Regions from separate parts of the Homo sapiens genome. Here all the other regions are linked to region 3. A link is a contact called in ENCODE Hi-C or POLR2A ChIA-PET data. All regions are on one chromosome and are shown on one strand. Each heading gives the region's core, a stretch centred on a gene start or an enhancer-like site at or near the end of the contact. The rest is flanking DNA. Distances are from core to core; before and after follow the strand shown.

The links. Hi-C counts contacts between places; a loop is a spot of excess contacts on that map. ChIA-PET counts read pairs that join two places held with the same protein, here RNA polymerase II (POLR2A). Pooled maps may share reads with other maps.
Region 1: a map with no recorded cell type shows a loop between it and region 3 (4-fold over the local background). The contact joins two enhancer-like sites. A Hi-C loop is called at or near these places in 1 of 37 single-sample maps with no recorded cell type and 2 of 50 pooled maps. POLR2A ChIA-PET finds 5 or more read pairs at or near these places in 1 of 52 experiments (activated B cell).
Region 2: a pooled map shows a loop between it and region 3 (13-fold over the local background). The contact joins the promoter of RFTN1 here to the enhancer-like site in region 3. A Hi-C loop is called at or near these places in 3 of 37 single-sample maps with no recorded cell type and 2 of 50 pooled maps.

Annotation. Positions count from the first base shown.
Region 1 is chr3:16,432,555-16,435,254 of GRCh38, reverse strand. It overlaps RFTN1 (raftlin, lipid raft linker 1), which reads left to right. Exons shown (of 10, transcript NM_015150.2): 3 at 1,218-1,404. Among named protein-coding and RNA genes, the nearest start is that of RFTN1, 80 kb to the left of the region's middle. RefSeq lists a silencer at 1,401-1,530. Within about 2 kb of position 1,428, at least 3 of the 41 ENCODE cell types and tissues checked have a DNase peak (open chromatin) inside an H3K27ac peak, as active enhancers do.
Region 2 is chr3:16,512,331-16,515,030 of GRCh38, reverse strand. It overlaps RFTN1 (raftlin, lipid raft linker 1), which reads left to right and starts at 1,332. Exons shown (of 10, transcript NM_015150.2): 1 at 1,332-1,589. RefSeq lists silencers at 1,103-1,172, 1,203-1,562 and enhancers at 1,853-1,932, 2,483-2,700.
Region 3 is chr3:15,344,466-15,347,165 of GRCh38, reverse strand. No RefSeq gene overlaps it. Among named protein-coding and RNA genes, the nearest start is that of SH3BP5, 13 kb to the right of the region's middle. Within about 2 kb of position 1,450, at least 8 of the 41 ENCODE cell types and tissues checked have a DNase peak (open chromatin) inside an H3K27ac peak, as active enhancers do.

The DNA.
Region 1 (2,700 bases), core at 179-2,678, 1.1 Mb before region 3:
TCTAAAAAGCTAGGTGTGTAATGTTATGCTGACATTTGTGTAGAAGAGGAGGGAAATATATAGACCTGTTCACTTTTGTATGAATTCTTTGATTGTTAATGCATATACACACAAAAAGATAATACTGATTTCCTCTAAGGAAATAAATGTAGGAGGTAGAGGATAGGGCTAGGATGTAGACTTTTCACTGAATACACATTTGTACCTTTTGACTTTTGAACGTTGTTTGCCCTTCTCAAAAATAAATAAATTAAAAATCCAAATTTTAAAATAATTCAATAGGTGAAAATATTCCTGGTTTTTATTTGTGTAATTCTAATGCTGAATTAAAGTGTGTTTTCAAATATTGGTTAGCCTTTTACACTTTTAAGGCAATTGCCTATTCATATATTTTTCCCGTTTAAAAATTATTTTGGGGTGGGGAGTGTTTTGCAAATTTAAGGAAATTAGCCCTTTGTCTTAAGGGTCACAGAAATTTTGTTCCAGTTTGTCTTTTGACTTTGTTTATGCTGCTTTTTGCCACCTAGTATTTTTATATTTGCTCAATGTATTTTTCTTCTTTTCCCTTCCCTTCTTCCTTTCTTTCTTTATTTCTGTGTGTTTTTTTTTAGAGGGTGGAAATGACTTTTTCATTGTGATCACTGATAAGACGACTCTAGATCTAAGACAGTCCATTATTATTTTATTTTATTTCATTTTTGAGACAGTGGCTTGCTCTGTTGCCCAGGCTAGAGTGCAGTGGCCCTATCATGGCTCACTGCAAACCTCCCCATTTCCAGCTCAAGCGATCTTCCCACCTCAGCCTCCTGAGTAGCCAGGACCACAAGCACTGGCTAATTTTGAGGGGGTTTTTTTGTTTTTGTTTGTTTGTTTGTTTGTTTGTTTGTTTGTTTAAGAGAGACCGAGTTTTACTATGTTGCCCAGGCTGGTCTCAAACTTCTCGGCTCAAGCGATCCATCTGCCTCGGCCTCTCAGAGTGCTGGGATTATAGGCCTGAGCCATCACGCCTGGCCGACATCCAATTATTAATGCCTTTGGGTGATTTGGAAAACGACAGGCTGCTTATAAAGTCTGTTTGAAGACAGTAAAAACTGGGACAAACTCATTTTAGCAGTGACCTAGAGGATCCTCCCCGAGGGCAAGGGAAGAGGGGTTTGGGCAGGGCTGAGTGGGCGTTGTGATGGGTCTTTGATGAGCCTCTCCTCTCTCCACTCCAGCGGAGCTCCCTGGGTCCTCAGCAGTGAGGCTGGCCTCCCTGCGTGACCTGCCCGCCCAGCTCCTGGAGCTGTACCAGCAGGGCTTCTCGCTGGCGGCCCTGCACCCCTTCGTGCAGCCCACCCATGAGCGGGAGAAGACGCCCCTGGAGCACATCTTTAGAGCCATCCTGATCAAGAAAACCGACAGGTAAGGCCTCCACGGGTGAATGGGTAGCATCCTGTTGCGGCTAAGTTATGCTCAATAGAGGAGGGGAAGTGAGAGGATGGGGTTGGGGGTTGAAATTTGCATGCTGTCCTCAGGGCCTCAGCCCTCAGACAGGTGAGGCAAACAGTTAGACAACCAGAGAGGTTTCTTTCCTAGCATCCTGCGATGAAAAACAAATGCATGTCCAACTGCAAGTAGAGAGTTCCATTTTACATTCTTTCCCTCTTTTAACTCACTGGATTAAACTCAGCTAGAAAAATGTCTCCTCAGAAGAAGCATATGCCCAGAATGATGTGGCTAGTAAAAGTGCAATACTTTTAAACTGAAAGGCATGACTGGAAAACAAATAATTTTGTTTAGAGGCTATAGACAAACTTAATGTCTTCCCGCAAAGTCTAGAAATACTTTAACATTTTGCGCCTACCATAAATTCTGTCAATCACTTGACAGTTAAAAAAATACAAAAAATAAACACCACCTAAATAAAATGCTATAATTGGTTTGGTCTTGATTTAGATTTTCAGGGCTTGGGGATGTTTTTCAGTTTGGCTTGCCCAGTTGAATGCTTATGCCTATATTTCAGTTGAGCCTAATTAAGAAAAGAGAAGTGGGGTTAGTCTTTCAAAAGGAACAATATTAATTTTTTTAAAAAAAAAAAACAGTGAGGATGGGATGGAGAGAGCAGTATGTTTTTCCTGCTTTCATAAAAATAAAAATTAAAATGAAGTCTGGGAAAGGAAATCAGATTTGTCTTTTGGCCAACTATCATAGAAGGAATGACAGCATGTGCCACATTTTAAAAAGGGAGTACAGAGCAGCTCCTCCTTGTTCTCTCCTTTTAAAGTCACTTTGCAGGTAGACAAAGCATTTGGCTGGTGTGCTCATAAGGGACAGCTGTGAGGCATGAGGTTGCGTGTCTAAGACTGACTCCTCTTTCCTTTCCTTTCCTTTATTTCTTCATGGTTGATCAAGCTCTGGGGCTCTTACTCTACATCAACACACATTACGTCAACACACATTAGAATTCAAAGTGAAAGGTGGTGCATGTTTTTGCTCGAACCCAGAATTCACACATGTTTTGGTAGGGCAAGACTTTTCTCAGTGTCTGCCTTTTATGTGTATTAGTTTGTCTTTCTCTCTCTCTCTCTTTTTTTTTTCTGTAGAAACAAGGTCTCGCTATGTTGCCTAGGCTGATCTTGAAATCCTGGCCTCAAGCGATCCTCCCACCTTGGCCTCCCAAACCACTGGGATTATGGGTGTGAGCCACTGAGCCTGGCT
Region 2 (2,700 bases), core at 83-2,582, 1.2 Mb before region 3:
CAAGTGTAGGGGGGAAATGGGGGACACTGGGGATAGTGGTGGTGAGTGTGACACCAGGAAAAGGTGGGGTGGAAAGGGAAAGGAGAAAAACAAATAAAAACAAAACAGTGGTGAGGGAGGGGGAGCAAAACAGAACTAGAAAGGCTATGGAAAGAGAAAATAAGGAAGAAAATCTCTGAGAAGCTGTGGTAACAGGAAGAGTCCCTGAAAACAAAATAGTGCTTCCTTACTTGCTGGAGGAGTGTTATTAGTGCCAGAAGGACCTCATCGAAACACTGCTGGGCCCCTAAACCAGCCCTCCACCCTGTGTGCTCCAGTGCTTAACTTTGCCCACACAGGGTCTTCTTTGCCCAATTAGAAAATGGAGATAATTAATTAAATTATCTCACCCTTCTTGTTCTAGCCCCCTTAAAATAATGATAATAGCTAAGTTATAGAGTGGTTGCTAAACACTTTACATATAATAACCCACGAAGAAGTGCCATGTGACAAATAGGCGCAGAGCAGTTAAGTCACTTACCCAAAGTCACACAGCCAGTAAGTACTAAAGCCAGGAATCCAACCCTGATTATTTGACTTTAAAGTTCCCCCTCTTAACCCCTACACTGTAATTCTGCTTGGTTTAGTTTTACGAAGAAAATATTTTCTAATGGCTCCTTGCCTCACATCTTCACTTTACTAATGCAGCCTGGTTTACTAGTGCTTCACTCTTTATATAATTTTCTCCCTGGGTGCCTCAAGTTGCCACGCAAGGTGATTCTCCAGATCTTCTCAAACCTCTGGACATCTTAAGTAGGTAGACCAAGGGATGGCAACGGAGACAGTGGCATTACCCTTCCCTGAAGCACTAACTCGCAAGAGAGAATTTCAGCAGCACCTGAGATGTTTAGGGATGCTCCCACCTGTGGAATGGGGTCGAGAAATGGTCCTCTCTCAAGTCGGCCCCAACCCCACCCCCAGCCATCAGCACCTTGATGGCAGTCGCCCTTTCAGCATCCTGGCTCAAATCTTGAAGGATCCTTGTCTCCCAGGCGCTCTTCCTGACAGCACACAACCTTGATTAGGAGGGGCTGGGAGGGAGGATCGATGAGCCCCTGACCCCTGGGTTCTGAGGCTGCCAGGGTCGCTTGCAGCTCGGCCGCGTGGAGGTGACCGGGCGGAACTCCGAGGGGGCGCGGGGAGAGCTGGGCGGGCCCACCGCTCCAGCGGCTGCTGTCAGGGGCCGCGAGGCTTTCCCTGAAGATGCAGCGTAGCATATTTTGCACATGAGTTCAGAGGAAGAGGAAGTGTAGCCGGCGGACGCGCGGCGGCGGCGGCGGGGGCGCGTCGGGGCTGGAGCCGGAGCGCGCCGGGCGCTGGGCGCAGCGAGCGAGAGCGCGGCGGCCGCGGGCTCCGGCGAGGGACAGACGCACCGATCGCCGGAGGGACAGACACACGACCACGCGGCGCCACCGCCCACGCCTCCACCCACCGGCGCCCAAGTCCTCCCCGCGCCGCCTCCTCTGTATGGCACAAACTTTCCTCCCGGGACGGAACACGCTGCCTCAGGGAGCCCGCGACCGCGCCTTCTCCTCCGCCGGTCCCATACGGTAGGCGGCGGGGGGGGCGCGACAGGGCTTGGGGTGTCGACCGGCACAGGCCCCTCCGTTTGGCCCCATGGACCGGGTCTCTGGCGGGTAGTGGGAACCGCGCGTGGCGCCTCCCTGCAGGTTGCTCTTTGCCGGGGCTCCGGAGCTGCCAGAGCAGCACCCCCTGGCCCGCGTCGGATGGGGACCTGGGCTGATCCTTGGGACGCCTGGATCTTGGGCCAACTTTTTTTTGCGGGGAACGGGTGTAGGGGAGTCATTCCTGGAGCGATGTAGGGAGAGGCACTTCGGAGCAGCCTGTTGGGGGTCGTAGGCTCTGCAGGCTCAGAAGCGCCTAGGAAGGACGCAGAGGTGGGGGAGCTTGGAGGCTACAGGTGGGTCCAGGACACACTGCCGCTGGGGTCCTCGGAAAAGAACAGGAGGGAGCTGGTCGCGGAGTCCAGGTTTCCGGGGTGCGCGCGGCCTGGGTGGGGCAGGGTGGAGGCGGTGCCTGACTGCCCCTCTGCGTGTGCCCTGGGAGGTGGGTTTGCTCTGGGGACAGAGGTGCTGGACGTGTAGGAGCAGACATGCCGCGCGCTCCGAGGAAGCGCCGGAACCACCAGAAGCACAGGGACGCGGGTGCCGAGAGTCCCCAGCACTGAAAACGGGGATCTCCTCTTCTGTAAGGGATTTTCTTCCCTTGTCTTAACCCACTTCTCTAGACTCAAGGGACGCCAGGATGGATATGGGTCTGGGCGAGGAGGAGGTGGTTGTGTATTTCGGGAAGCCCCGTTGTCAGGCACGCGCACCCCAGTCCTAGGCCAGGGCTGGTGCCCTTCACCTCCGGTGTCGCTGCCTTTGGCAGCAAGAACCGCGTGGAGGCCAAGGTTGTAGAACCAGGCACGCTCCCTGCTGTCTGTCTGTGACTCTGTGCTTGCCCTCAGCTGCCCTGTGTGGTTATGGGTGATCCCTAGGGACGCTGGGTGGTGTCAGTGAGTTTCTTCGGGGGCTTAAAACAAACAAACAAGAAGTACTTTTTTAAAAAAAAAGTCTGGCTCAATCTCTGTCAGTGGTCACCCCAGTTTCCAGCAACTCATGTGCTGGAACCCTTGTAGTCGGTACAGCTGTTTCAGGA
Region 3 (2,700 bases), core at 201-2,700:
ATCCAATGGCTCAGTAAGTCCTGCAGGCTGCTTCTCCTGAATACATGTGCAAAATTCACACACTTGTGTTTTTGACTCTATCATCTCTCATCTGGATTATTGTCATAGTCTGCTAACTGGTTTCCCGGCTTTCATGTTTATCCTCCAGTAATCCATTCCCAGAGAGGATCTTTTAAATATGTAGGTGGGATATTGTGGCTCACTGGTTTAAAACCCTCTGGTGGCTTCCCATCACACTTAGAATAAAATTCAAACTCCTCAACAATTCTTATAAGGCACTCCATGACTTAGCCCAGGCATCAGTAGATTTTTCTGTAAAGGACCAGATAGAACATATTTCAGGCTTTGTGAGCCATATGGTCTCTGTTGCAACTGCTCGATTCTGCTATTAGATTCTACCATAGACAATATAGTAAACAAATGAATGTGGCTACTTTCCAATAAAACTTTATTTACAAAAACAGGCAGTGGGCTGGGTTTGGCCTCTGGATTATAGTTTCCATACCCCTGATCCAGCCCCTTCCTACCTTTCCAATTCCATTGCATACCACTCTGCCCTTCACTATGGCCCAGCCTCCTACTCCCCAAGGCTGGAGCCAAGATGGTGGCCACCAGTTTCTTTCCTTCCTATACGCTAATGTAATGGCCTTTGAATATGCTGGCTCCATGATTGTGTGTGATTAAATTAATGTTTCAGGACTTCTGAGCTGAAGCTTTAAGATTAGCAGCTTCTGCCGGGCGCGGTAGCTCACGCCTGTAATCCCAGCACTTTGGGAGGCTGAGGCGGGCAGATCACGAGTTCAGGAGATCGAGACCATCCTGGCTAACACAGTGAAACCCTGTCTCTACTAAAAATAAAAAAATTAGCTGGGCTTGGTGGTGGGCGCCCATAGTCCAGCTACTCAGGAGACTGAGGCAGGAGAATCGCGTGAACCCGGGAGGCAGAGCTTGCAGTGAGCCAAGAGCATGCCACTGCAATCCAGCCTGGGCGACAGAGCAAGACATTGTCTCAAAAAAAAAAAAAAAAAAAAAAAAAGATTAGCAGCTTTTGCTATCTTTCTTGGAATCTAGCTACCATGCTGTAAGAAACCAAAAGCTTCACAGAGAAGACACATGGAGGAGAACTGAGGAGCCCTGGGCCATACATAACCCCAGGTGAGCCCCCAGCCAGCAGCATTGACTGCTGGCCATGTGACTAAGCCATCTTGGATGTTCCAGCCTAGTCAACCTTCCACGTGACGGCAGCCAGCTAGCATCACATGGAGCAGAACTTTCTAGCTGAGTCTAGTCATTTTACAGAATTGAAGAGATAAAACAGTTATTACTTTTAGCCATTAAGTTTATGACGTTTTGTTTTGCAGCAACAGATAATGGAACACTGACCTTGTTTCTGTTCCTCAAACCTACCTAGCTCATTCCCCCATGAGCACCAGCTGCTCTCTCTGCTTAGAACACATTTTCACCCGGTGATTCACTTGGTTGGTTCACTTCATCTTTCTATTACTTATTTATTTTTCAAATAGATTCAGAACCAACACACCATTTCATTTTCAGGTCAACCTGTAGCACCTCAGTTTTCCATTGGAAAGCCACCCTCTCTTTACTTTCAGCCCATGTGGCTGAACATCCTCTTTTCTCACCCCACTCTCCTCTGGACTCCAGGGCAACTTGTAATTGAGGCGAAGCCAATTAGTAATTTTACTCCCTGCCCCTGAGTCAATAACTGAGGGCTTAGTTATTGATTCAGAGAGGAGTGTATGAGCCAACTCAGTTCAATAAGAGTTAGTCCCAGGAATTATTGGTGAGGAGAGACTCTTAGCTGGGGTTGTTAAGCTGCTTTAACATAAGCCTGGAGCCGCTAGTGCCCAGCTGCTTAGCACAAGGGGCAGGTGTGTCTGGGAAGGGAGCCAACACAGAGGAGGACAGGGCAGAGACAGAGAGAGACTGCTGGATGTAACCATACCCGAAGCTAAATTTACTTGAGCTTTTCAGTTACACGAGCCAATATGCTTTCCACTCCACTAATAAATACCTCTCCTTCCCTTTGGTGAAGTCAGTTTGAGATGTGCTTCTGTCACTTGCTCTTAAAATATCAATTGCTTGACTCATCCTCTACCTTTTCCACCAAATATTAGGTTGAACCATATGAAATTGCCATTCTTGTAGATTAAAATGACTGAATAACAGTAATTTTATATGCAAATTTATTCAAACACTTCCAGAGATGGGGCATTCACTGCTTATTGAGGCAGCCCAATTAACAATTGAACAGATTTACCCAATAGAATGTTTTAAAAAATTTGTCCAGGTGCAGTGGCTCACGTCTGTAAGCCCAATGCTTTGGGAGGCTGAAACAGGAGGATCATTTGAAGCCAAGAGTTCAAGACCAGTCTAGGCAACATAGGAAGACCCTTGTCACTACAAAAAAAATTGGTGGCACATTCCCGTAGTCCTACCTACTCAGGAGGCCGAGGCAGGAGGATCGCTTGAGTCCAAGAATTAGAGTTTACAGTGAATTGTGATCACATCACTGGACTCCAGCCTGAGTAACAGAGTAAGACCCTGTCTCTATTAAAACACACAGACATACACACACACACACACACATACACACACACACACACACACCCCAAATCCATCTTCCTGAGGCTTCTCAGTTCTGAGCACTCTCCTCTGAGCACATTTCATGTATTGTGTAGC